2 separate regions of the Homo sapiens genome follow, and region 1 is linked to region 2. Evidence: read pairs that join two places in POLR2A ChIA-PET (ENCODE). Cell type or tissue: Panc1. All regions are shown on one strand. Links, peaks and the distances in the headings refer to the core of each region. The heading gives the core; the rest is flanking DNA.

Evidence for each region. ChIA-PET counts read pairs that join two places held together with the same protein. Peaks named below come from ENCODE experiments on the same cell type or tissue, not always from the same donor. Only the 100,000 strongest peaks of a DNase experiment are listed, where the experiment ranks them.
Region 1: POLR2A ChIA-PET joins it to region 2 with 19 read pairs; 6 of 35 experiments call an interaction of 5 or more read pairs at or near these places.

The regions. Positions count from the first base shown.
Region 1 is chr19:35,399,532-35,411,002 of GRCh38, forward strand. LINC01531 (long intergenic non-protein coding RNA 1531) reads left to right here and starts at 6,076. Exons shown (of 5, transcript NR_040046.1): 1 at 6,076-6,150; 2 at 7,054-9,620; 3 at 9,755-9,941. In Panc1, for the core only: no CTCF peak of the experiment used is centred there; a DNase peak (open chromatin) is centred at 5,876; H3K27me3 peaks cover 207 bases.
Region 2 is chr19:35,481,861-35,493,331 of GRCh38, forward strand. It overlaps KRTDAP (keratinocyte differentiation associated protein), which reads right to left and starts at 8,604. Exons shown (of 6, transcript NM_207392.3): 1 at 8,496-8,604; 2 at 6,942-6,980; 3 at 6,802-6,843; 4 at 6,581-6,625; 5 at 5,852-5,899; 6 at 5,464-5,606. The coding sequence starts at 8,582. The coding sequence ends at 5,568. RefSeq lists a silencer at 2,869-2,958. In Panc1, for the core only: no CTCF peak of the experiment used is centred there; no DNase peak of the experiment used is centred there; H3K27me3 peaks cover 1,474 bases.

The DNA.
Region 1 (11,471 bases), core at 1,838-9,837, 82 kb before region 2:
GATAAGCAGTGTTGAAACATTTGGAAGCTCCTGCAGATGCTGAATAACTGACCTCCAGCCTCTGTTCCACCAGCCACAACTACAGCTTTGATTGGAGAAGAGACTGATTTCAGCCACTTTCTCCTGGTAAGAAGAACAGGGACTGGTCCTGGCTGGTTTACAGAGGTTGCTCACAGGTTGCCTTCCTGTCTTGAAAATACCTTTTGATATTTAGGGCCTAATTGTAATAACATTTAAATGCTAAGTCTCCACTCCAAGGTGAACATAGGTTGGTTTTTTGTTTATTTGTTTGTTTGTTTTTTGAGACAGAGTCTCATTTTGTCGCCCAGGCTGGAGTGCAGTGGCGTTATCTCTGCTCATTGCGTCCTCTGCCTCCCAAGTTCAAGTGATTCTCATGCCTCAGCCTCCCAAGCAGCTGGGACTACAGGCGCGCCCCTCCGCCTGGCTAAATTTTAGTAGAGACGGGTTTAGCCATGTTGGCCAGGCTGGTCCTAAACTCCTGGCCTCAAGTGATTTGCCCGCCTTGGCTTCCCAAAGTGCTGGGATTACAGGCGTGAGCTACTACACCTGGCCAACATAGGTTGTATGTTACATGCATATTTGTTCAATATGCATGTGTCATGACTACCTCATGAATATTCATAGCTTCTCCTGTAATCTGTTGAATATGTATGTTTAGCCAACCCATTCAGTATAAAACTCCTACCCCAAACCCTCTTCCTTCGAAGTACCTGTCTCTGGTCTTGGCCGAAGGCACACTTCCCAGCCTGTGGGACAGCCACCTTGCAGGCTGTAACCCTTTATAAGAAATAAAGTTTTCGTCAGGCATGGTGCTGTGTACCTGTAGTCTCAGCTACTCAGGAGGCTGAGGTGGGAGGACCACCTGAGCCTAGGAGGTTGTGGCTGCAGTGAGCTATGATTATGCCACTGTACTCCAGCCTGGGCAACACAGTGAGATCCTGTGAAACAAAGGAAAGAAAAAAGAAGGAAGGAGGGAAGGAAGGAAGGAAGAGAAAGAGAGAGAGAAAAGAAAAGAAAGAGAGAGACAGAAAGAAGAAGGAAAAGAAAGAGAGAAAGGAAGGAAGGAAGAAAGAAAGAGAGAGAGAAAGAAAAAGAAAGAAAGAGAAAGAAAGGGAGAGAAAGGAAAGAAGGAAGGGAAGGAGGGAGGGAGGAAGGGAGGGAGGGACGGGAAAGAAAAGAGAGGAAGGAAGGAAGAAAGGAAGGAAGAAGGGGAGGGAGAGAGAAAGAAAGAAGGGGAGAACAGAAGAGAAAGAAAGAAAGAGAAAAAGAAAATCAGAGTCTCCTCCCCTTTTCTACATGTATAAATTCTGTGAGTTTTAAGTAATCACTATTCATCAATCTCTGGCCCATCTTGCTGCAATGGTCAGCTCCATGGAGCCAGGCCTTGTCTACCGCTGAATCCCCAGCACCGGCGAGTGCTGTGATGGGGGCTACTCAGGAAGTCCTCGCTGAATGGGTGTGGAGACGCATGGCCATCCTCATGCCTTGCTTTTTTCCGCTGAACAGTACATGTCAGGGCCTGATCTACATTGGCATACGTGGACCTGCCTCGTTCTTTGTAACAGGTGTGTGGGATTCCTACCATGTGGATGCTCCATGATCTTTATTTAACCAGAGCCTTTACTGATAGACAGGTTGCTCCCAATTTTTTATTATCACAAAACAAACAACAAACAAAAAAAAACCAGAAAAGTATATCCATACAGTAAATCTGTAGATATCAGCTTCTTGGATCAAATAATATGGAATGTTTCATTTTGGTTTTTTTGTTTTCTTTTGTTTTGTTTTGTTTCCTTTTTTTTCTCTATTTTTTTGACACGGAGTCTCTCTCTGTCACTCAGGCTGGAATGCAGTGGTGGAATCTCAGCTCACTTCAACTTCCTCCTCCCAGGTTCCAGCGATTCTCCTGCCTCAGCCTCCTGAGTAGCTGGGATTTCAGGTTTGCCCCACCACGTCTGGCTAATTTTTGTATTTTTAGTAGAGATGAGGTTTTGCCATGTTGGCCAGACTGGTCTTGAACTCCTGACCTCGAGTGATCTGCCCACCTCAGCCTCCCTAAGTTCTGGAATTACAGGCGTGAGCCACCATCCCCGGCCGGGGTGTTTCATTTTGAAAGATGTCATCAAATCGCAGTCCCCAGAGAAATCCCCAGAGAATCGCAGTCCCCAGAGTCACAGGGAGATGGGAGAAAAGAGAAGCAGATGAGGCCAGAGAGTGCTGCAGACAGAAGGCCCGTGGAGCAGAACTTGCAAGTTCTGGGAGGACTCTAGCTTTGATCAGAGAGGTGGGGAGCCTCTGTGGGGTTCTGAGTAGGGAAGAGACGTAGCCTACTTATGTTTTTATTTATTTATCTATTTTGAGACAGGGTCTCACTCTGTCACCCAGGCAGGAGTACAGTGGTGTAATCACGACTCACTGCAGCCTCAATCTCCTGGGCTCAAGTGATCCTCCCACCTTAGCCTCTTCAGTAGCTGGGACTACAGGCATGTGCCACCACACCTGGTTAATTTTTTTATTTTTTGTTGAGACAGGGTTTCACTATGTTGCCCAGGCTGGTCTTGAACTCCTGGGCTCAAGTGATCCTCCCGCCTTGGCCTCCCAAAGTTTTGGGATTACAGGTGTGAGCCACTGCACCCAGCCCTGCTTATGTTTTTATAAGACCATTCTGGCTGCTGCGTGGTGTGAAGTAGGGAACCAGAGAGCAGATGCTGCAGAGACACAGCTGAGAAAGTGCTGAGAGCCTGGACCAGGGCTGTGCTAAAAAGTGGCTGGATTGGGGAGCTATTCTGAAGACAGGGTGGAAAGGATTTGCTGATGGGGTAAAGAGAAGAATCAGAGATTTCTCAGGGCCTGAGCAACTGGAAGGATGGGGTGGCAGAGTCTGTGTAATTGGGGCCCTATTCCCAAGATGTTGGCACCATGGGCCTGTAGGGGCAGCAGCTGGTGGAGGGGAGGCATCTGGGAAACTTCCCTTTCCCACCAGATAGGGTTTCCTGATGTTAGCCTGTCAGGGTGGTTTCAAAACAGGTACAGCTGGGCTGCAGCAGGTTGAACTGTAAGGAAGGGCCAGCCTACAGGCAAATGAGGGCAGTGGCTAACTCAAATCCTGTCCCCCGGCTAGGCCCACACTCTTCCTTTCCCTCCATTTCCCCTGTTGGTGCATGCTGGTGACCAGGTGCCCAGGTGCCCATACAGCTGGAGACATCTGCATTCCCTTGCTTTTTTTTTTTTTCCTTTTTCTTTTTTCTTTTTGAGACTGAGTCGCTCACTCTGTCGCCCAGGCTGGAGTGCAGTGGTGCAATCTCAGCTCACTGCAACCTCCGCCTCCTGGGTTCGAGCAATTCTTCTGCCTCAGCCTGCTGGGTAGATGGGATTACAGGTGCCAGCCATCACACCTGGCTAATCTTTATATTTTTAGCAGACATGGGGTTTCAGCGTGTTGGCAAGGCTGGTCTGGAACTCCTGACCTCAAGTGACCTGCCGCCTCAGCCTCCCAAAGTGCTGGGATTACAGCACTTTGGCATGAGCCACTGGGCCCAGCTTTTTTTTTTTTTTTTTAAAGAAATGGAGTCTGGCTCTGTCGCCCAGGCTGGAGTGCAATGGCGTGATTGCAGCTCACTACAGCCTGGAACTCCTGGGCTTAAGCAGTCCTCCCACTTCAGCTTCCTGAGTAGTTGCAAATACAAGCATGCACCAGCACACTCAGCTAATTTTTTAATTTTTTTAGCGATGGGCTACCGCTATGTTGCCCAGGCTGGTCTCAAACAACTGAATTCAAGCAATCCTTCTGCTTTAGCCTCCCAAAGTGCTGGGATTTCCAGCATGAGCCACCACATCTGGCCCCCTTTCATCTTAAAATGCTTCCCATTCTGTTTTGGGTGCCCCATATCTGACCTTTACCCTATCTGTCATTGCGGGATGCTGACAAGGACAGTGTGGCTCAATGTGGGTTTCTGTTGTCAAGATACCACAAGGGCATGGAACCAGAAGGGGGCTGTCAGTTTCTGACTGGCTGCAGCAGCTTATCAGAACGTATCACAGATCAGGAGAGGACGATATGATCAACGGATGAGGTAACCATCAGCTGAGGGCAAACAGCTCCTAACTAAAGTCAGCACTTTACAGCTGGCTCCAGTGCACTCTCCCTGTGGCTGCAGGCAGAGCAGCCAGGGCCCCTCCTCCAGCCTCCTCCCACCTCAGAGCTTCAGAGCTTCAGACATCCTTGGTGCTGAGGCCTAGGTTCCATGAGGTCAAAGGGAGAATTCAGGCCGGGCACAGTGGCTCACGCCTGTAATTCCAACACTTTGGGAGGCCAAGGTGGGTTGATCACCTGAGCTCAGGAGTTCGAGACCAGCCTGACCAATATGGTGAAACCTCATCTCTACTAAAAATACAAAAATTAGCCAGGTGTGGTGGTGAGTGCCTGTAATCCCAGCTACTCAGGAGGCTGAGTCAGGAGAATGGCGTGAACCCAGGAGAATGGAGGTTGCAGTGAGCCGAGATCGCCTCTGCACTCCAGCCTGGGCAACAGAGTGAGACTCTGTCTCAAAAAAAAAAAAAAAAGGAGAATTCAGACTAAGCTGTTTTGCAGCATCCCAAGGCTGTGTTGACCTCACGTACAGCTGCATCATGGGAGTGGGCGGTGCGACATCTCAAGTCCAACTCAACCGAGCCATGGTTCAGGCTAAGTTCCCGCTGGTGCCCCTACCTGGAACGCTCTTCAGATAGTGGCTCCTTCTCACCCATTCAAATGTCCCAGGCCTTTCCTGACAGGCCCTGCCCATCTCTCTCTCTCTCTCTCTCAATTTCCCTGCTTGCTTTTTGTTGTTGTTGTTGTTGTTGTTTGATTTTTGGTCCTTTTTTTTTTTTTTTTTTGAGGCAGAGTCTTCCTCTGTCGCCCAGGCTGGAGTGCAGTGGCATGATCTCGGCTGACTGCAATCTCTGCCTCCCAGGTTAAGGTGATTCTCCTGCCCCAGTCTCCTGAGTAGCTGGGATTACCAGTGCCCGCCACCATACCTGGCTAATTTTTGTATTTTTAGTAGAGACAGAGTTTCACCATGTTGGCCAGGCTGGTCTCAAACTCCTGACCTCAAGTGATGTGCCCGCCTCAGCTTCCCAAAGTGCTGGGGTTACAGGCATGAACCCCACCACGCCTAGCCGATTTATTTTCTTTCCCTTTTTTTTCCCCCAGACAGGACCACTGGATTGGAGTGGTGCCATCATAGTTCATTTTAATTTCCAACTCCTAGGCTCAAGTGATCCTCCCGCCTCAGCCTCCTGAGTATCTAGGACTACAGGTGTGCACCACCATGCCTGGCTAATTTTTTATTTTTATCCTTTTTTGTAGAGACAGGGGATCTCACTATGTTGCCCAGGCTGGTCTCAAACACCCAGCCTTAAGCAATCCTCCTCCTGCCTCAGCCTCCTAAGTAGCTGGGATTATAGGTGTGAGCCACCATGCCTGACTTTTTATCTCACTTTTTGTAGAGACGGGGTATCGCTATGTTGACCAGGCTGGTTTTGAACTCCTGGCCTCAAGCAGTCCTCCTGCCTGGGCCTCCCAAAGCGTTGAGATCACAGACGTGAGCCACCTTGCCTGGCCTACTTCCTTTCTTCCTGTAAAATTGCCTTGTTGGTTTGTCTACTTGTTTTCTGTTCATCCTGTTCACTCTTGTCTCCAGCTCCTAGAACAGTACCTCACACAGAGTAACGGCTCCATGTGTTTTGTGACAGGGAAGCAGACAGTGTGGCTTGTTGGAGAGGAGCCACATACCCCCGCCCCCCGATTCATACATGGTGTGACTCAGCCCGAACCATTGCTCAGTTGAGTTGGATTTGAGATGATGCACTGCCCACTCCCGTGATACAGCTGTGTGTGAGGTCAGCACAGTCTTGGGGTGCTGCCAGACAACTTAGTTTGAATTCTCCCTTTGACTCATTGGAACCTAGACCTCAGCACCAAAGATGTCCCCATACCAGTAACCCGGGCAACAGAATGCAGATAAAGGACAGGAGACAAAAGGCGCAGGTTCTGACACATTCTTTGCTTGTGTCATCAGCTAGCAAGTATTCACAGGCACATCCAACCTCCATCCTTACATTCCACAAGGATTTGAGTGTCTGTTATAGGCAAGGGACAATGCTAGGTTTTTTTTTCTAAAAACAAACTTGGGGCTGGGCATGGTGGCTCACACTTGTAATCCTAGCACTTTGGGAGGCCAAAGCGGGTGGACTGCCTGAGCTCAAGAGTTCGACAACTCTTGGTAACATGGTGAAACCCCGTCTCTGCCAAAAATACAAAAAATTAGCCAGATGCAGTGGCGTGCACCTGTGGCCCAGCTTCTCGGGAGGCTGAGGTGTGAGGATCACTTGAGCCCGAAAGGTGAAGGCTGCAGTGGGCCGCGATTGCACCACTGAACTCTAGCCTGGGCAACAGAGTGGGACCCTGTCTCAAAACAACAACAACAAAATAAGAAAGAAAGAAAGAAAAAGCGGAAGTGAGAGATGGATGTGCGTGTAGTCGTGTGGGATAATTGCCCATGGGAAGGAAACAGAATTCAACCTCTTGGAATGTAGGGGGAGGAGGAAGCCTGAAAAAACTGTTCAAATTTGGATTCTGGGCTGAGCACAGTGGCTCACGCCTGTAATCCCAGCACTTTGGGAGGCAAGGCAGGCGGATCACTTGAGGTTCGGAGTTCGAGACTAGCCTGGCCAACATGGTGAAACCCTGTCTACAAAAAATACAAAAATTAGTCGGGCGTGGTGTTGCACACCTGTAATCCCACTACTTGGAAGGCTGGGGTAGGAGAATCACTTGAACTAGGGAGGCAGAGGTTGCAGTGAGCTGAGATCGCACCACTAAACTCCAGCCTGGGTGATAGAGCAAGACTCTGCCTCAAAAAAAAAAAAATTGGACTCTGGGTGAAATAAGTCTGTTGGGGACAAAATCTGGTGGGAGACCCAGAAGGTCAAGCTGCTTTAGAAAGAGCTCAACCACTGACTTTCCTCTTTTTGACCACATGACTCTTCCAGGTATAAAAGCCTGCCGTTGGTGGAAAAGGAAAAGGTGGTCCAGTTAGACAAGATGCCACCGGCTTCTGAAACCAGACATCTTTGAAAACCCACCCATCTACCTGCAGGAAAAGGCAAGGGACCTGACCTCGCCTGGGCTCAGGGAAGAGGTTGCTGGGATCATAACCCCAGGAAGAGACGGGATGGAAGGAGAGCATGCAGGGAGCAGAGGACAGGCTACTCTCCAAGGAGGAGAGGGAAGAGGCCACAGAAATGGAAAAGGGGCCAGGACAAGTCAGTGGAGAGATGGTCAGGGCCTGGCGAGGAGGAGCAGGACAAAAGCGGTGGAGCTCAGCCCCGTGGCGGCAGGGCCACTCCCATTCATCTGGTCCTCTACTTCTGAAGTTCTCGAATGCAGAATGAGATGTACAGATGGGCCAGCAGGTGATATGCTATCTGTCATAGGTTAAGGCCTCATTATTTTATTCATTTTTAAACTTTTTTTTTTTTGAGACAGGGTCTTGTTCTGTCGCCCAGGCTGGTTTGCAGTGGTGCCACCATGGTTCACTGTAACCTTGAAGCCCCTGGGCTCAAGTGATCCTCCTGCCTCAGCCTCCAGAGTAACGAGGACTACAGGTGCACACCGCCATGCCCAGCTAATTTCTTAACGTTTTGTAGAGAAAGGCTCTCACTGTGTTGCCCAGGCTGGTCTTGAACTCCTTGACTCAAGCAATCCTCCTGTCTTGGCTTCCCAAAGTGTTGGGATTACAGGTGTGAGCCACTGCTCCCAGCCACAAGTTTTATTTTAAATGTTTACCTTTCAATGATCACTTCGAGGAGATTTAAGCTTACTCTTTCTTTTTTTTTTTTCTTGAGATGGAGTCTTGCTGTGTCGTCCAGGCTGGAGTGCAGTGGTGCTATCTTGGCTCACTGCAACCTCTGCTTCCCAGGTTCAAGTGATTCTCCTACCTCAGCCTCCCGAGTAGCTGAGACTACAGGCATGTGCCACCACTCCCTACTAATTTTTGTATTTTTAGTAGAGTCGGGGTTTCACCATGTTAGCCAGGTTGGTCTCGAACTCCTGACCTAAAGTGATCTGCCTGCCTCAGCCTCCCAAAGTGCTGGGAGGCATGAGCCACCATGCCTGGCTCATTGTCTAGTTTTTACCAAGAAGATGATGAGATATGCCAGAGGGCTCCGTATCTGCTATGAGAACGTCCCCCAAGAGCAGCTGGCCGTGGTGCTGCAGCTGGAGCTGTGCTTGGAGCTCTTCTTCACCCCCATGGCGGTCACCACCTTCTGCCACTGGCACTTTGTGCAGATCATGCTCTCTGGCCCCAAGTGGGGACCTGGAGGTGCTGAAGAGCCAAGAGACTGGCTGCCGTGACCCTCTTCAACTTCCTGGTCTGCTTGGACCCTGTGCTTTGTCTCCCATGGTGGGTTCCCCCAGTGGAAGAGTCAAATTGGTGGGCAGGCGCAGTGTTGTTCAGTGCTCTCGATGCTGCATTGACCCCTTGATTTTCTTTGTTTTTGTTTTTATTTTGTTTTGTTTTGTTTTTGAGATGGAGTCTTGCTCTGTCACCCAGGCTGGAGTGCAGTGGTGTGATGATCTTGGCTCACTGCAACCTCCGCCTCCTGGGTTCTCCTGCCTCAGCCTCCCGGGTAGCTGGGATTACAGGCACCCACCACCACACCCGGCTAATTTTTGTATTTTTAGTAGAGACGAGGTTTCAACCCCTACTCAGGCTGGTGTCAAACTCCTGACCGCAAGTGATCTGCCCACCTTGGCCTCCCAAAGTGTTGCAATTACAGGCGTGAGCCACCATGCCCAGCCTAACCCCTTGATTTTCTGTTTCTCTTCCTCCACCGTGCGCAAAGCCTTTGACAGAGGGCCACGGAGGTGGCAGCACGGCGGGGGTCTCACTGTCTGGGTGGTGGTGAAAGCTCTGGAGAGCCAGCTGCAGAGAGAAGATGTGGATCTTAGGGACGGCCAATGTCACCTTCACAGGAGATTAGAGGCGCCAGCTTGGGGTAACCTTTTGGGGAAGGAGGGCTCAAAAAGAGGAACAATGAAACAGAACTAAGGTGAGTTCTCCTGTGCCCAGTTTCAGAGGTCAAGGAGAGTAGTAGATAGCTCAAACCCAACTCAGCCATTGAGTGAGTGTTTTCATTTTGTTCCTTGGGGTCTATGATATTTTCTATTTTCTTTTCTTTCCTTTTGTTTTGGTTTGTTTGTTTGTTTGGTTGGTTGGTTGGTTGGTTGGTTTTAGAGACAGGGTTTCCCTCTGTCACCCAGGCTGGAATGCAGTAGTGTGATCACATCACACTGCAGCTTCTAACTCATGGGTTCAAGCCATCCTCCTGCCTCAGCCTCCTGAGTAGCTGGGACTCCAGGTGCACGCCACCATGGCCGGCTAATTGTTTATTTTTTATAGAGACAGGGTTTCACTATGTTGGCCAGGATGTTCAACAACTTCTGCCTTCAAGCGATCTTCCCTCCTGGGCCTCCCCAAGTGCTGAGTTTACAAGCATCAGCCACCACACCCAGCCTATGACATTTTCTTCATTATGGCTGGTACTGCCTCATGGTAAGCCACAAGCCTTTTTATCTTGTAATATCAGAGTCTTGGAATTCTTTATCTTCCCTACTCTATATCTAGAAGACAGTAGCACTGACTTATCTGCTGCAGAGCTCTTAATTCTATCCTTGGCCCCGATTCAGAAAAGGGGGTTCCTCATGCTGGATCTGAACAACCCAGCACAGGCAAGTCTGGGGAGCAAGGCAGGAGCCTGCATGTGGACTCAAAGGACCGGCACCCGAAACAAAGCAGTGGCTGGCACAGGTGGACAAACCAGGCAAGAAAAGCAACTGTCCTTCGGAGCAGAGTCCACGTGATGGGAAGAAACAGGTCATGATACTTTTGAGTGGTTACATCCTACTGTGTTTGTGCCTTCTTTTTTCCTTTCTCAGTCTTGCCAAGAGACCCATTAATTTGTCTTTTCAGAAAACCAAGATCCTCTCCAGCATTTATCTTTGTTTTCTTGTTGCATTGATTTCTAATCTTATCTTTATTGTTTCCTTCCTTTTACTTTATTGAGTCTTCTCTGTTGCTCCTTTTCTAACATGTTAACTTGGATGCTCGTTCATTTTAGCCTTTCTTCTTTGCTAATGTAAGCATTTAGTGTGTTGGATAGATTTCCCTCTAAGAACAGCTTTAGTGGGATGTCACAAGTTTTGATTTGCAGCATTCTCATTATTTTGAGTTCTAAATAGGCTCCAAATTCCATGGGATTTTTTTATTTGACTCTTGACTTTGGAAATGTACCTTAATTTTCAAACACAGATGTTTCCCCCCTTTATCCTTTTGTTATTCATTTCTAACTACAGAGTATTGTTTCAATGGTATCAGTTCTTTGAAATTTGCTGAGAATTGTTTTTTGGCTTAGAATATAAACAGTATTCTAGTATTCCAGTAATGAAAAGAAGATAGATTCTGTAATTGTTGGGTGCTATGTTCTCTGTATATACCTTAGATCAAACTTGTTAATTTATGATGTTCAAATCTTCATAACCTTTATATACATTTTCATCTATTTAATCTATCAGTTATATGAAGAGGTGTGTTACATGCTCCTTCTATCATGGTAAATTTGCCTATTTCTCCTTGTAGTTCTGTCTCCCTGGTGAATTGAAACTTTCAAAATTCTTTCTGCCTTAACATTGATTTTGTCTGATATTAACAGAGCCACATCAACTTGGTTTTTGCTTATTATTTGCCAGTCCATCTCTGTCCATCCTTCTACATTCAACCTTGCTATATCTTTATGTTTTAAATGTGCTTTTCCTAAGCAGTGTATAGAGTGGTTGGATTTTTTTGTAATCTGGTCTGACAACTGGACAATATTTGTCTTTTAACTGTACCATTTTGTCCATTTATAGTTATAAAATAATAATTTCCAATATATTTGAATTTATCTCTGTCATCTTATTTTAAATACTTTTAGTGAAGTATGTGCACATATATTGAAATATACATGCATACCGTGTGTATTAGTCCATTCTCACGCTGCTAGTAAAGACATACCCGAGACTGGGTAATTTACAAAGAAGAGAGGTTTAATTGACTCACAGTTCCACGGGGCTGGGCAAGCCTCAGAAAACATAGAATCATGGTGGAAGGGAAAGCAAACAGGTCCTTCTTCACATGGCAGCAGCAAGAAGTGCAGAGCAAAATGGGAGAAGCCATCTGATAAAACCATTAGATCTCGTGAGAACTCACTCACTATCAGGAGAACAGCATGAGGGTAACCCACCCCATGATTCAATTACCTCCCACCTGGTTCCTCCCATGACACTTGGGATTATGGGAACTGCAATTCAAGATGAGATTTAGGTGGGGACACAGCCAAACCATATCACCATGCATGGCCAAATAATA
Region 2 (11,471 bases), core at 1,793-9,792:
AGGTTTTCACTTCTTTTCTGTGAAGCTCCTGGATGCATGCATAATAAGCCTTTTCTCCTGCTAATCTATCTTTTGTTAATTTTTTTTTTTAAGATGGAGTCTCACTCTGTCGCCCAGGCTGGAGTACAGTTGTGTGATCTCGGCTTACTGCTACCTCTGCCTCCCAGGTTCAAGCAATTCTCCTGTCTCAGCCTCCTGAGTAGCTGGGACTACAGGCATGCGCCACCATGCCCAGCTAATTTTTGTATTTTCAGTAGAGATGGCGTTTCACCATATTGGTCTGGCTGGTCTCGAACTCTTGACCTCAGGTGATCCACCTGCCTCGGCCTCCCAAAGTGCTAGGATTACAGGCATGAGCCACTGTGCCTGGCCTCTTTTGTTAATGTAATTAGCATGCCACAGCCACTGAACCTAAGACAGTAGAAAAAAATGTTTTTTTCCTTCCCTACAGATGCTAGCCTACATTCATTATTTTATTAAATTTTGAAAAACGAAAATATTCTATTATTTCTTTTGCATTTATTAGTTTCAAATTCTCGTATAAAGAAAAATTGTGCCAGCTGGGCATGGTGGCGCATGCCTGTAATTTCAACACTTTGGGAGGCCAAGGCCAGAGGATCACTTGAGGTCAGGAGTTGAAGACCACCCTGGGCAACATAGCAAGACACCCATCCTACAAAAAATTTAAAAATATACCAGGTGTGGTGGCTTGTGCCTGTAGTTCCAACTACTCAGGAGGCTGAGGCAGGAGGATTGCTTGAGCCAGGGAGGTGAAGGCTGCCTCCAGCCAAGATCATGCCACTGCACTCCAGCCTCGGTGAAAGAGCAAGACGCTGTCTCAAAAAAAAAAAAAAAAAAAAAAGAGAGAGAGAGAGAAACTGTTTACCCTGAAGTATATAGTTCATAGAGGAAAGTAAGGATGAATCCTTGATTCATTTCCTTTATTTACCAGTTTTTTAAATGAGTTGATTCCCAGAAGCCTCCCAAAGTAATCACTTAGTTTGGCTTTGGTTTTTAGTCCCTTTATGTCCTGGCTGAGTATGACAGGGACTTTTTTTTTTTTTAAGTTCATTTATGAATGCCAAATTCAAAGTTACTTTCCCCAGTTTTCTTACCCTGGTGCAAAACTATCTCCTCCCTTCTGTCAGATTTAAACATATCGTTCTAAGGTATCTAGTGCCTTCTCCCTGGATGCTTCCTTTATCGTAAGTATCAACTGGATCATAACTCCTTGAAGGCCTTCTGCATAGCACTCAACATCATGCCCAAGGCCGTGCTTCTCAAACGTTATTCCACATGTGAATCATCCAGGGGCAGGGGTCTTGTTAAAATTCTGATGCATTAGCTCTGGGTGAGCAGAGCTTCTGCATTTCTAGCAAGCAAGCACCAAGTGATGCTGATGCCGCTGGCTCGGGGACCACACTCTGAGTAGCAAAAGGGTGTGGTAAATGTGAGAAATCAGTTTCATTCATTCAGTTAAGAGGCACCTACTCTGGGTCACTGCATGGACTAGGCCCTACCACTTTACAGTGCAAAGCGTTTTTTTGGTGTTTGTTTGCTTTACTAGAAAGTTTTGATTTTAATTTATTCTTTTGAATATGTAATTTGCACATGGTAAAACATTTTTGTTCATAAAATCCAAAAGGGTACACAGTGAAAGTATCTAACTTTTCAAAAGTTATCACTGTTACTTCTCAAGTTTTATTCCAGATAATAGCAGATAATATGCAGATAATAGCATATATTTGTACCATATCTTTATTTTAACCACATGGCAGCATAATGATCTGCCACTTTCTTTTTTTCATTTTACTCTATCTTGGAGATTGTTTCATAGCTCAGTGTATATCTCTACATCCTGTTGAACAGATGGTATAGTATCCACACAAGATTCATTTGTTGGCCAGGCATGGTGGTTCACACCTGTAATCCCTGCACTTTGGGAGTCCAGTGCAGGCGGATCACCTGAAGTCAGGAGTTCAAGACCAGCCTGGCTGACGTGGCAAAACCCCATCTCTACTAAAAATACAAAAATTAGCCGGACATGGTGGCGGGCACCCATGTAGAAGATGTAATTCCATCTTCTCAGGAGGCTGAGGCAGGAGAATCGTTTGAACCTGGGAAGCAGAGGTTGTGGTGAGCCAAGATTGCACCACTGCACTCCAGCCTGAGCAACAGAGTGAAACTCCGTCTCAAAAAAAAAAAATGCATTTGTTATTGTTTTTATAAAGTATAAAATGAAGAGTGACTACTTCCTGCCTTTTATTAAATAAAGGTTATTTAATAAGATTTGCTTATGCAGATTCAAGTCTCCAGTGTTGAGTTATCTCCTCTACCTGATGGGAAATGTACAGGTCATCCCCAGGGAGAACAGGTGCTATGTCTTCCATTCTTTGAATCCTCTGAATGGCCTGACCCATGTTTGTGCATTTTGTCAATTTCACATGATCTAGCTAGTATACATCTGTCACTCATGTGCACAGCTTGTCTACACTTCACTTTGTCTTTTTCTTTTTGGTTCAGATTGCAGTCTCTCTAGACTCCAATTGTTTCTTGACTGTGTATTCTGTCAGCACTTGCAAATTGATCTGGTGTTCTCTGGCTTTAATAATATGTTATTGTGAAATACAACATGCATAGGTGTGCATAAAATGTACATATTTAAAGAAGAAATGAAACATGATATAGAAGTGGCTTCTGTCACACACCGTCCCCCCTTATCTCCTATGTGCCACTCTCCTATCACATGGGATCTCTCCATCTAAGGGGCAACTACTATCCTGATTCTGGGTTAATCTTAAGTTCTCTGACGTTCCTTTTTGAAGTGGTTCTCAGACTTTAGTGAATCAGACTTGCTTAGAGGGCTTGTCAAAACACAGATTGCTGGGCCCCACCCCTGGTTTCGCACTTAGTAGATCTGAAGTGGGGCCCAAGAATTTGCATTTCTTTTCAGTTCCCAGGGGATCCTGGTGCTGCCAGCGTGGGGACCACACTTTGAGAACTACCGCCTTATCTCAGAGATACTCTTAACTTGTGTATCGTGACTCCTAGTCCCCTGGGGATGCTTTACTCCTCCCCTAAAACCTAGTCACTCGATGGGTGTCCCTTAAGCACCTCCCCTCTTCTTCCTGTACTCCATTTCCTATCACCTAGTTTGTGAGTGCACAATCTTCACTAAGTATTTCAACTGATTGTGGCATTTCACCAGTGTCCATAGTTTTCTTCTCTGTTGGTTATTCCATTTATAGCTTTCCTCTCCTTTGTGTGTATTGGAAGGAAGAGCATAAGCAACTTTTTTTTTTTTTTTGACAGAGTCTTGCTCTCTCACCGAGGCTGGAGTGTAGTGGTACAATTTTGGCTCACTGCAACCTCCGCCTTCCGGATTCAAGCGATTCTCGTGCCTCAGCCTCCTGAGTAGCTGGGATTACAGACATGCATCACCACACCCGGCTCAGTTTTGTATTTTTAGTAGAGATGGGGTTTCACCATGTTGGCTAGGCTGGTCTCGAACTCCTGACCTCATGTGATCCGCCCACCTAATTTTGTGTTTTTAGTAGAGATGGGGTTTTGCCATGTTACCCAGGCTGGTCTCAAACTCCTGACCTCAAGGGATACACCCACCTTGGCCTCCCAAAGTGCTGGGATTACAGGTGTGAGCCACCGTGCCCGGCCAGGAACATTTACATGTCTCATTCACCTGGTCTGTAAGCGCCTTGAAAGTAGGAACCAAGTTTAATTTCCCTTGTAGTCCACTTCCTCGATTAAACTGCAGTTGATGGTTTACAAACGCAGTTGCTTATAAAGGCCAAAGGCAATGTAAACAAGTGAAGCTTGCCAAGTAGAAAGTTCCCTGGAAGCCATGTCCTGTGTAAAGAGGGCAGCTGCTACTTGGCTTTAAGCCAGTCGCAGGTCCACTGTTCTCTAATCTTCCCAGTTTTCAAGAGAAACCAGAAACAATTCCAACTAGTTTAGTATTTTAAGTACACAAATTGGGTCAGAGAAAATACATCTACAGGAAGCAAAACTAAATCCATTTCATGTTTCAAGATCTTTGCAGTGGATGGATGGATGGATGGATGGATGGATGGATGGATGGATGGATGGATGGATGGGTGGGTGGATGGGTGGATGGGTGGGTGGATGGCTGGGTGGATGGATGGATGCGCGAGTGAATGAGTGAATCTGGATCATTGCGGCTGCTCTCTGGTTGAAACTGGGGGAGTAGAGATACACTATCTACTATATGCCTGGCCGTGTGCAAGGGGCTTTATATACTTATGTCATTTGACCTTCATAACAACACCACAGAGTGGTTATCATTCTTATTTATCTCCATACTCATTTCACGGATAAAGAAACAGAGGCTTAGGAAGACTCAAGGTCACGCTGCTAGTTTTCTTTATTTAGAGCCCACCTAATTCCAAAAAAAAAAAGGATTTCAGATGGGCTCATGTGATTGAAGCTGGGTCCTGAACTTTGGATTTCAGATAGCTCTGTTACACAAAATCGCCACTACAAAGGGAATCAGGTTTTCAGAAGGTAGGTAAGGGGGAATGCCAACAGGTCAGGGAGTAGGTTTGATTTGTGAAAGGAAAATAAAAACTTGGGACCCCAATTCACTCTGTCGAAAGGAAAAAAGATAAGCCGAAAGCTGAGACATGCCAGAAGCTGCCTTTCCTTTTGTTCCTAAACAGATAGCTACAGGTAAAAGGTTAACTATCTCAACAGATAGCTATTCTATGTTCACCATATCTTATGTAAACTGCTGGATTTACTGAGCATGAGACAAATATATAATGGACTATTCCCCTACCTGCTCCTTTTCTCTTATAACATGTGGATTCAGTGATGTGACCATTCCCTCCCTCTTTCCCCGCTTTTCCCCTTTAAATACTGAAGCTCTCAAAATCATCTTTGGAGAAAGGCACAGACCACAGACTGTTCCTCTGATTCTGTATTTTTTTCTCCCCGGCATTGTCCTTAACCTTGGCAAAATAAACTTCTCAATTGATTGAGACCTGTCTCAGATACTTTTTGGGTTACAAATTGGCAACCCGTGAATGGCCTCTGAATGGAGGTGGCCCTGACCTCTGACAAATCTATCGTTGCTTGGTACTGGTTTGAGCTGTCTTTATTGCTCAAACCAACAGGACAGTTTTCTGGGTCCAGGAGCTCCCCCTTAAGAGAATGAGACCTGTCTCAGATACCTTTTGGTTTAGAGATTCCCTGAGCATCTTACTAAGCAAGTCATAGCTTCATGCTCCTCAAGGATCCCAGCCAACACTAAGGAGCTAAGACACAAGGGGGTCTCTTGCCATCTTGGTGTGTCCTTTCTATTTCCTCCTGTCTCCCTACTTACTCTCCTCTTGGAAGTCAAGATTTCTACCTATCAGCCTTGGGGCTCATTCCATCTTAATTCCTTTGTAAAGCCCAGTAGGAGGACAGAGACGCAGATACAGGAGCTGTTGGATGGAAAATGTTTTATTGGAGTTCCTGAGGCAGGAAAGAGTTATGGTAGGTTGAGAATCAGCGCTCACGCTAGCCCCCTCTTCCAGTGGAGGTCATGGTCACTGGGCATCAGGAGTTGCGCTCCTCAGTCCTTTCAGCTAGAGGGAGAGGGGTCAGGGTTAGATGGGGAACCCGTGGGTGCCCAGTATAGGATGGCATGGATGGAAAGGAATTTCTGCCTCGGTGTGAGTTCCCGTTCTCCTCTATATGTAGTAGCTAAGACCTCCCTTCAGTTTGGTGAGAAGGCTGATCCTCCTTTCCCTGTCCCCACTCTCTCTCCCATATCTTCTGCTTCTTCCCTTACCCCCAAGCTCCATACCCTCCTAATGCCCACACCTCTTACCTTAGGAAAGGCATCCCAGTTGAGGAAAGGAAGTTTCCTTTTGATAGACTAAAAGAAAGAAAGAGAAAGAGAGTGATGTGTTGCAGGTCAGCCGGGCATGGATGGGTAAGCATTCCCTTAATGAACTCCCACAGTAACCATAGTAACAATAATGTCATTATTTTGTCATTACTTTATCAAGAGCTAATATTTCCTGAGGCCTTAGTCTGTGTCTGCCTTGCACGGGCTGCTCTACAAGCATGATTTCAGTGGGTTTTTACAGCAACCTTTTGTGGTGGGAATTGTCATCATCCCCACATCACAGAGGAAGCGGAGGCCGAGGGAGCTGAAGGCGTTCGCATGAGGCCATGTGAGAAGTCAGTGCAGAGTCAGGAGACGCGGGCCCCAGCTCTGTCGCTGACTTTGCCTTCTAAGTGCGGGTGGGCCTCAGTTTTTCCATAGAGGATGAGGGGATTCAAATAAAATCTTGACCGATTAGCCTCTTCCTCTTCTGCAATTGTCCTTGGGGCCCTGCTCCTCCACCACCATCTTAGGAAAACACGGGTAGCCAGGACTGGCGCCGGGGGAAGCTTTCTTCCGTTGACAGCCCATTGGGCAGCATCCAGGCAGGACAGTCACTCCCTCCCAGAGATCAGGAACCAACCCATACATTTAAAGCCAAAATGTGTGGCCACTACCCTGGGATGACTGCAGACAACCGAGGAGGGCAAGGGGCGCCGGAGCACTCACCTCAAAGAGGGCGTGCCAGTTCAGGAACTCATCAGCCTTAAACGCCTGAGGAGGAAGAGAGACAGCAGAAGCAGGTCAGCTCCAGGGGAGGCCAGAGCTTAGCCCCCAGCCCTCTGGAGAAGGTGAAGGAACCGTGGCAGCTTTGCAAGCTCTCTACCAAGGCGTTTATCCCCTCTGTGATGAGGGTATTCGTGGGGGTAGCACCAGAGAAGCGTACTCACAGATCGCAATTTGTCGATGTTCAGGAACGGGGTGTTAAAGGCCTAGGCAGAAACGCAGGGTGTTAGGAAAGTTGCTAAGAAGCAAAAAGAGAGAGAGGACAGACTCGTGGCTGGAGGGCCGGGGAAAACAGACGGCTTACCTCGGGTCGTGACGCATAATTCTCAATGGTGCTTTCTTCCTGGAAAAGGAGAGGGAGAAAAGGCGGCAGGGGGTCACGTGATGCCAGGGCCCTTGCCCACATCCCTGTCTGCCAGCTCTGCCTTCATCCACAGCCCAGTCCCCGAAAGAACGCAACCCATTCCCCACCATGGTCTCCGTTCCAGTCGCGCACATGGTTGGCGGATGTGCAGGGTGAGGAGGGGGAATTGGAGAATGGTACATGTAAGCAGTGTCACCATGGGCAGCAGGCAGAAAGCCTGGAGCCGAGCATTCCTCTCCGGAAAAGCTAGCTAGTGCTGTCCTGCAGTTGACTTAAGTCTAAGAGGTGGGGTGTTCTGGAGACACCCACGCTCAGTCCGTATAGCTGGATGGGAAAGATTTGCGAGCAGGTGGGAGCCCAGCTGCTGAGGTGACCCGCCTGCCTCTCACTGATCGAGGTTGCTTTGCTTTGTGGATTTATTGCCACCACTGTTGGAGGTTCCATAATCCCCCTCCATGGGGACCCCACCCCAGGCCTCAGTGTGTCCCATCGTGTCTTCCCCATGACAGAGCCCAACACGGAGCCCGCAGGCTGGATCCAGATGCTTAGATCTCATAAAAATTTGGTCATTTGTTTTTTGGTTTGAATTAGACATTTTGAATTAGTAAGAATTCATAAATTCATCCAGATTTCTAGTTTCCCCTGAAAAATGTAAAACTCTAGGCACATCTTCCCAATCCATGGCGTCAGGTGGGGTGAAAGCTGCCCTTTCAGACTGGGAAAGTTGGCCCCATTTCACCTCAGGCCCTGACAGCCCCCCCAGCTCAGTGACACCACTGGCTTGGTCCTTAGCAGCTGAGCCTGTGCCCCTGTCTTAGACTTTTAAATCCGGAATAGGCATCAGGATTCCTCTCTGGCTGAGGACTGGATGGTAAAGATTCTCACTGTGGCCTATGCTCCAGAGACAGCAGGGAGCCACCCGTCACCTGGGCACCACTCCCAGGGGCACAAATGAAGCAAAGAGGAGCTAAGCAGGGGTGTCTCCAGAACACCCCAGCCCCACTCCTCTTTGAGTTAAGTCAGCTGCAGGCAGAACTAGCTAGTTTTTTGCTTTGCTTCACCCTCTCCACCTGCTGCCCATGTGGATGCAGGCCTGGGTTTGGAGCTGCTCTGCCTCACATTGCCGTTCTCCAGTTCCCCCTCTTCCCCTGCACGTCCCCAGGCATGTGTGCAGCTGGAACGGAATGGGTGAACACTCTTGAGAGCCCATGGTGGAGATAGTCTGAACCCAGACCACCCACTCAGTCCCAAGGTTCAGTACACGAGCCTCCCCAACACACTTCACCATCCCTTCCAGAAAGAGGAGCATCTCTGTCCCAAATGTCTCCCCAGGGATGCTCTGTTCCCTCCTCCCTTCCTCAGAGCCCCAGTTTCTTCAGCCCCCATCAGAATCCAAAACTAAGAGCCACTTATCCAGGAATGGACAGGAGGTAGAGAGATGGAGGGGTAGGTGGGTAACACGTATAAGAATAAAAATGCAGGTGACGTGCTCACCTCAGGACCACCCAGGGTGGCTCCCTGGGCAGAGTGGAGCACCAGGAGGGAGAGGAGCACCACGGCAGGAAGGACCGGGATCTTCATGGCGTCAAGTTTGGGGTGCTCTGAGGCGGGGCCTCAGTGCTTGCTCTTTATATTGCCAAGGAGGCAGATGAGCACAGAAATGGGGTCCCCACCCCACTGACTCACCCCCAGATCTTGTCGCCCACCCCCGGGGCTCTGGGAGGGGGAGGCATGGACTGTTCCTCATTTGCCTCGGATTTCTCAATTCGCATTCTGCCCCAGGCACGTGGAAGGTAACACTGCAATGGGTCTCTTCATGCAGATGGGGCTGGGACAGAGACAGGTTGGACCTGTCCCTCCAAGGGATTGGCAGTGGTACCCAAGCAACCTCTCCTTTTGTCTTTGTCTCTTTTCGTTATATCCCTCATTCCTCTCTTAGAATTCAGGCTTTTTCTTTTCTTTTCTTTTCTTTTTTTTTGACAGGCTCTCACTCGTTGCCCAGACTGGAGTGCAGTGGTGTGATCACAGCTCACTGCAGCCTTGACCTCCCAGGCTCAAGCAATCCTCCCACCTCAGTCTCCCTAGTAGCTGGGACTAGAGGCACGCATCACCTCACCTAGCTAACTTTTTTATTTTCTTGTAGAGATGTTGCAGCTTTTTTTTTTTTTAATTTTCTCGTAGAGATGAAAATGTCTCGCCATGTTGCCCAAGCTGGCCTCAAACTCCTGGACTCAAGGGGTCCGCCTGCCTTGACCTCCCAAAGGACTATAGGTGTGAGCCTGCGCTCCATGCTCATTCAGGCCTTTTCTTCCACCCTACCAAAATCTATGTAAACTCTTTAGCTTGGCATTGAAGGTGGTCCATGCTCTGAACTCAACCCACCTTTATAACTTCTTCCTTTACTAGCTTTGTACATACCTCACATTCTGGCCAAATTAGACCCCTTACCAACTATATCCTTCTTTTTCCCTCTTCAAAGCATCCGGCCATGCTGTTCCTTATTCCTAACATGGCCTTCTCTCATCTCCAGTTCTCAGAACCCAACACTCATCTTGGATGAAGCTTCCCAGATTTTTCCTGCAATGCCCAGTCCTTCTCTCCACACCTTTCCTTTCACAGAATTCCCATATTCATTCGTTTGTATGTCTCTGGCATTGTATCTAAGTAAGTCATGTTCTCGCCTTGTTTCCCTTTTAGAGTATCAAGTTCCTTGAGGTCAGGAGCTGTATCTTGATCAGCTTTACATCCCCCTAGAACCATGGCTCACACAGAACCCAGGTAGAGTCAGCATTGGTCAGATATGATACGTTAGACTTAGTATTCAGGCATCCTTCAGCCACAGTGTACATTTTCCTTTCATGGGGCTGAACCTTTCCATTTTCCAACTGCCCGTCTTTTACTCTTGGGTCTTCAGAGAAATGACTGTCTTGAGCTAAGATGACAAGGAACAGGGAACAAAAAACAGCTCTTAGGGTGCCCAGTTGGAGATGGGATCCAGGTACCCTGAACCTGGAGTGCCCACTCCATGTCATTGCCCTAACCCACCTTGCCCCACCCCCAGTTTGGAAGTTGGATCACCTCACTGTGACACAATGTCCTAGTCAAGCAGCCTTCTCCACAGTGAGGTTCAGGTGGCCAAACCGGCTCCTGCTGTAACAGGGAGGGGCTGGGACATGGACCGGCGCTGTCAGGGAAAAGCAAGACCTTATCAACACAACCTGATGCAATGCACGGTGGCGGTGGCCCTGGGTGGGAGGGCTGGACGGCATCCATGAACAACCTTTACGAACCCCAGAAGCTGGGCACCTCAGCTCCATCCTCACGCTGCCCCCACACCCCAGTCCCAGACATCCTCTTCAGCCTCCTCTGATTTTATAATGGCAGCTTCCCCTTTGCAGAGCTACCTGAGGGAACACTGCTTAGAGAACACTCCCTTAGCCCAGATGGCCACACAGTAGTGGATGTCACAGAGTTGGTGCTCCTGGAGGGGACGAGTTAGAGAATGACTGAGGTGGGTGGAGCACCTCCCAAAAGGTTTTCTGGAGGACACAAGTTCTGTGTAATGAATCCTTGCTAATTAACGAACAGTGACTGAAAAAGCTCATTAGCCACCATTCCATCCGCATAGGGTCGACTCCAGGGAGTGAAGAATCAGACAAAAGAGAACTGATGTTGTATAACCAGCTACGATTTGACAGGCGGGTGAGGGGACCCAGTGCCAGTTTTGGCCTGGGTGATCTAGAGCATCGGTCAATCCAACGCTGTCTTCTGTTTTGCTCTAGAGTCTAATCTGTGATTTTCCTTTGACAATAAATTGCCCTCCCTATGTTTTCCTCTCCACCCGATGGTATTGATAACAATGTTAGCTGAGTTACTGAGGCTTACTATATGGCAGACCTTGTACTAAGTGCTCCAAATACGCGATCTCATTGAAATGTCCCAGTGATTCTGACACAGGTGGGTACTATAATTATTCACATTCTATAGGCGGGGGAACCACAGCATATAGAGGTTAAATAACTCACCCCAGGTCACACAGCCAGAATGTGACAGGACCAGCATTAGAACGCTGGGCTTCCAGAGCCTGAACCTATATTGCTCCTCTCTATGCTGGACAGGCTATGTTACAGCACATGTAACACCCTGTGTGAATTAGACCCATGTCCTGAGAGTGGGGGGCAGACTGCATCGAACCCCCACAGGTCCCCTTTACAGTGTCCATTGTGGTGCATAGCCTGCACCATCAGAGGTGGCAGCCCCAAGCATAGGTGCATTCATTTAAATGAATCAAACTGCACACTCTTGACAAAATGAAAACGAAGAATGAAGGTTAGTGGCATCAGCCCCCGAATGAACCTGTGATTGCCTCCGTTTCCAGATGCCTCCAGTAGTATAATCATCTTGCCACACCAAGTATGTGTTTACAGATAGGGTTCCGTTTCTGGATCTAGTGTTCAACATTCTGCTGTT